Linked DNA regions of Mus musculus: region 1 is linked to region 2. A link is a loop called in an ENCODE intact Hi-C map of the cell type or tissue named here. Cell type or tissue: left cerebral cortex. All regions are shown on one strand.

Region 1 (2,500 bases), 52 kb before region 2:
AGCTGCCGTGTGGGTGCTGAGAATTGAACACGGGTCTTCTGGAAGAGTAGCCAGTGCTCTTAGCCACTGAGCCGTCTTCCTAGCCCCTACATTGGGCCCTTTTAATTCCTGATCTTCCTGCCTCTGCCCCTCAAGTGCTGAGGTTTACCATCTGTGCCACCACACCCAATTTCACATCCCCCTCCTTGATTTTGTTAAACAATGAAAATCACCAATTCTCTTTTTTTAAAAGATTTATTTATTTATTTTATGTATGTGAATATACTGTAGCTGTACGATGGTTGTGAGCCTTCATATGGTTGTTGAGAGTTGAATTTTTAAGACCTCTGTCCTGCTCACTCTGGTCAACTCTGCTTGCTCCGGCCCAAAGATTTATTTATTATTATATGTAAGTACACTGTAGCTGGCTTCAGATGCACCAGAAGAGGGCGTCAAATCTCATTATGGGTGGTTGAGAGCCACCATGTGGTTGCTGGGATTTGAACTCAGGACCTTTGGAAGAGCAGTCAGTGCTTTTACCCGCTGAGCCATCTCGCCAGCCCGAAAATCACTAATTCTTGCTGTCGCTTCTTGTTCATTATTTGGGACTGGGCCATATGTAGCTCTGGATGGCCTTGAACTTCCTAATCCTCTTGCATCCAACCCCCTTTTTTTTTATTTGTTTTTTTCGAGATAGGGTTTCTCTGTGTAGCCCTGGCTATCTTAGAGCTCTCTCTGTAGACCAGGCTGGCCTTGAACTCACAGAGATTCACCTGCCTCTGCATCCTGAGTGCTGGGATTTGGTTGTCAAGAAAGGAGAGACAACTGCCCACAGTCAGACTCCAATGCTGTCTGCGTCCTCGGGGTCTCCCCTGGGGTTTTCCTACCCTGTGCCGGTGTAGCTGGAGATCCAGACAGAAATAGAGTTCACGGGCTCCCTCTGGACATCTGAAGCTCTCTGTCCTGGTTATAAAAACCCTCCAGCTCACTCTCAAACTGCACAGCTCTGAAAATCTGGGGAACTGGGGCACTGCTCCCCGCTCACCCAGCCCTGCAGCGCCCACTTGTGGCCACCGGGGGGTGCTATTCACCAACCCGGCACTGTCCTGCACTACCTGTTTGCTTTACTTAATTGGGGGCAAACACTACACGTTTTTCTTTTTTCTTTATTTTATCTTTTTGGTGTGTATGTTGGGGATGGGGGTGTTCGAGACAGGGTTTTTCTGTGTATGTCTGGCTGTTCTAAAACTCACTCTGTTGACCAGGCTGCCCCCAAACTCAGAGACCCGCCTGCCTCTGCCTCCTGGGTGCCCGGTGCTGAGTACTGAGATTAAAGGCGCGTACCACCACTTCGTGGCTACAAACCTTTCTGAAACCTGCTTATTTCCCTTCATGCCTCAAGGAATAACTTTATGTTTTAACTAGAACCCAATGGTTGCGAGTGTTGGGGTCAGGTAGGATCTCATGTAGCCCAGATTGGCCCTCAACTTGCTTTATAGTTGAGGGTGACCTTGAATTCTTGATTCTCCTCCCTCAGACTCTCAGATACTGGGTTGGCAGGTATGTGCCACCATGTCTGACTCTGGTGCCTTTTTAATGCATTTCTTTCTAGGCTTCTCTTTTTTCTTCTGTGGGGCCAAGAGCAGAGTAAGCTTTCCCTCCGTGGAGCTGACGGATGCCTGGGAACGTGGCTTGATTCAGGCTTTAATTCAGAGTAGAAAGGGAAACACGCCTCCCACGCAGCCCTGGCGTGCTCCGCCGCAAACATCCATCTATTTAACGTGCTAGTGCAGAGGTGTGCTAGTTGTTCCTGCTGAAAATGTGCATCACCCAAGGCCCAGAGGCACAGGCCTCTTAACCCAGCGCCTGGTTCGCTCAGGATGCTCCTCCCAGAAAGGGCCACCTCCACCTCTTTCCCCCAACGGAGGGGTCCGATGTCCCTCCCCACTAACCCCTGTCACCTGCTCTCTCCCTCAGCTGCCCAGAAGCTTTGCCGCCTCTTGGGACTCGGAGTGACCGACTTCTCCAGAGCCCTTCTCACACCCCGCATCAAAGTGGGCCGAGATTATGTTCAGAAAGCACAAACCAAGGAGCAGGTAGGCGGGATTCAGCGGTAGGCGGGATTCAGTGGTAGGCGGGATTCAGTGGTAGGCGGGATTCAGTGGTAGGCGGGATCAAGCCCTGTGAGGGCAGGAAGGACTGGCTTACGGTTTGTGATCCTGGGACTTTTAAATATTATTATTACAATTATTTGTTTATTTGTTGGGGGAGGGGCACTGCCACAGCATGCAGGCTGGCACCAGAGCACCAACAGCAGTTAGTTTTGTCCTTCTACCACGTGGGTCCTGGGGATTGAACTCAGGTCGTCAGGCTTGGCAGCGAGCTCCTTTATCTTCAGAATCCTCTTACTAGGTCTTTAAGCAGCGTTCCCCATCTCTCACACTCAGCAACCTTGCCTGCCCTTATTCTATCACCAGGCTGGGGGCGGGGTGAGGGTGAGCAATAATGAAAACACAGATCA
Region 2 (2,500 bases):
GGGATTGGATCCTACCTAGGAGAGGGCGGGGCGTCAAGGGGACCCTAAAAATGCCTAACTCAGCAGCACAGCGAAAATGGAGACCTCAGAGCCAGGTATGGGAAAGAGCCAGGTACCGTGAAGGAAGGGGGATCAGGCGTTCAAGGTCATGCTACAAAGTGAGATAGAGGCCAGCCTGGGCTGCATGAGACTCTGCCTCGAAAAAAAAAGGCCTATCAATTCTGGTGGGGGTAGGGGTGAGGAACGGGTTGGGGGGTGGTGGGTGGGGGGAAAGAAGTCACAACAAGAGAAGCTGACAAAAAGAAAACAAATTGCCTAGAGCCCGGGCAGGCGGGACCTGCACTGAAAAGGCAAATGAACGGGAAAGTAGGAGTAATTGGATGCAGCGAGCCCAAGAGATTATTAACAATCCTTATTGGGCCGCGACAATGAGGGGGGAGGGTCTCAACTGGGGTGAGGGCGGTACAAGGGAACTAGAGGTGGAGTTGGAACTTGATTAAATAAAAAAACTCACAGGAGACAGTCGAAGCGGAAGATACTGGGACGCTATGGTAAAGGAAGGAAGGCGAGGCCTGGGAGCCTCTGGATGAAAGCTGGGGAGGGGCGGAGGCTGCAAGTTGTGGAGTTGAGGGAGGTCTTAGGTTCGCTGTCCTCCTGCTTCAACATTAGCATCCCAAGTAGCTGAGATGACAGATGAGCACCACCATGTCCAACTGGATGTTGCAAATTTGGACTTCGTTAGACGGGGTTAGACCTGGGCGAAGAGGATCCGGACGAATGGGAGACACAGGCAGATGGACAGGGTCTATATCTTATATGAAACACCTTCAATAGTCCAGAGGAAGATGCGACTAGTAAGTGGATGGCAAAGTGGGGCGCTAAAAATGAGCATTTAGAGAGCCAGAAGCCTCCAGGCTGGTGGGATGGAGTTCTGGAAATGAGATGCCTGTTAGGGGAAGGACACTCATTGCTGGGCACGGGGCTGGGGGTGGGCTGGAATAGAGAGATTCATTGGTAGAGACCCCGGAGGATGGTCCACTACGTCTTAGGGAAGGGGCAAAAGTTGCCAGCTGGTGGAAGAAAGGGGATGAAGCGTAGACAACAAAGAGTGCAGACAGAAGGGCCAAGAGATGGGTAAAGGAGTGGGGACCAGGCATGCAGGAAAGAGCGCCACCGGGAGCACGGACAACAGCCTCTCAGCCACGAGGTCAGACGGGACCATTGGGAAGGGGCGGGGTTATGGAGGGAAAAGTGAGAAGCCAGAGGAAAGACCTCACACCTCCGAGCGGGTAGGCCCCGCCCTCTGGGCGGTCTTAGGCGCAGGGCCGGCAGTGCGCGAGTGCAGTGGCTGCGGCGGGGGCTGCAGCGGGAGGAGGCGCCTGCGGGAACGAAGAGGGCGGGTCACGGGCTGCGGCGGTCGCTGGCTCCTCGCCTTCCTCTGCAGGCTTTACGCGGGTTCGTATTCCCGTCTCCAGACCCGTTCCCGCTAATGTGTGTTTGTCACCTTTCTCCGCTGTCTCTGTCCTCCTACCTGTCCCCACCACTCTACGTATCCGGTTTCTCTTTTCTAAATCTGTTTCTCCATGTCTCTATATGTGGATCTCTCCTTTCTCCTTTGGGTCTTTGTCCCCCTCCTCTAGGTATCAGGTTCTCTCTCTCGGTCACTTATCTTCCCCATCTGGATCTCTCTCTCTCTCTCTCTCTCTCTCTCTCTCTCTCTCTCAGACTCTGTCTCTCCCTTTCTGAGTCTCTTCCCCAGCTTCCTATCCCCACCCCTCCCTGGGCTTTTGTTTCTCTCAGGGTCTCTGTCTTCCTCTCTCCCTGGATCTTGGTTCCTCTCTGTCTCTGGGTCTCTTGGCCCTAGTCTTGCCTTGGTCTCTGTCTCCAGGTCCAGATTTTTAGTTCCTCTGTTTCTGGGTTCTCTACCTCAGTCTAACCCCCGTCCTGGCAGTAGTTGAGTCTGTCGCTCCAGGAGAGTTGCAGAAATGGGGCCTGTCCTGCAGACCCGGGAGTGCATCCTCACCCTCCTCCAGACCCTGGAGCCCCCTCCTCTGGAGACTTCAATACTCTGATGGAGGCGCCAGGGCAGAAAATAGAAAAGAGGCGCTCACTGCCCACTTTGTACTCCTAATGCTGGCGTATCACAGAGGGACCTGCTGTGCGAGAGTGGGTGTGGATCCCAGGTCAATTAGGGATAGGCTTGCAGGGATAGGGCGGGGATGGCGATGCTTTAGAGGCTGAGGAATGGACTAGCACGAGGACCTAGGTCACAGTCCTTTCGCACCTCACCTCCACCCCGACTTGCTGCTTTTAGCAGAGGCCATGAACAGGATCCAATTACCAAATAAATTGGTCAGAAGTTGGGAGGGAGGTGGAGGATGGTGAGAGGAAACAGAGAAGACTTGTGAGGTTAGAGGCAGGCAACAGTTTGAAACTCATGAAGGCTTGGGAAACTTGGGTTTCATCACTCCAAGACCTCGCCAGGGTGTAGGGAGAGGGT

Evidence for each region. A loop is a pair of places that touch in the nucleus more often than their neighbours do. Peaks named below come from ENCODE experiments on the same cell type or tissue, not always from the same donor. Only the 100,000 strongest peaks of a DNase experiment are listed, where the experiment ranks them.
Region 1: it touches region 2 in a loop (3-fold over the local background); 10 of 42 quality-filtered maps call a loop at or near these places.

Annotation. Positions count from the first base shown.
Region 1 is chr7:44,640,636-44,643,135 of GRCm38, reverse strand. It overlaps Myh14 (myosin, heavy polypeptide 14), which reads left to right. Exons shown (of 42, transcript NM_001271540.1): 12 at 1,957-2,075. Among named protein-coding and RNA genes, the nearest start is that of 2310016G11Rik, 26 kb to the left of the region's middle. In left cerebral cortex, a CTCF peak has its summit at 1,045; DNase peaks (open chromatin) are centred at 1,042, 1,711 and 2,051.
Region 2 is chr7:44,588,162-44,590,661 of GRCm38, reverse strand. It overlaps a transcript of Kcnc3 not described here. Among named protein-coding and RNA genes, the nearest start is that of Kcnc3, 1.5 kb to the left of the region's middle. In left cerebral cortex, a CTCF peak has its summit at 1,326; DNase peaks (open chromatin) are centred at 645, 1,313 and 2,195; H3K4me3 peaks cover 2,500 bases; H3K27ac peaks cover 956 bases.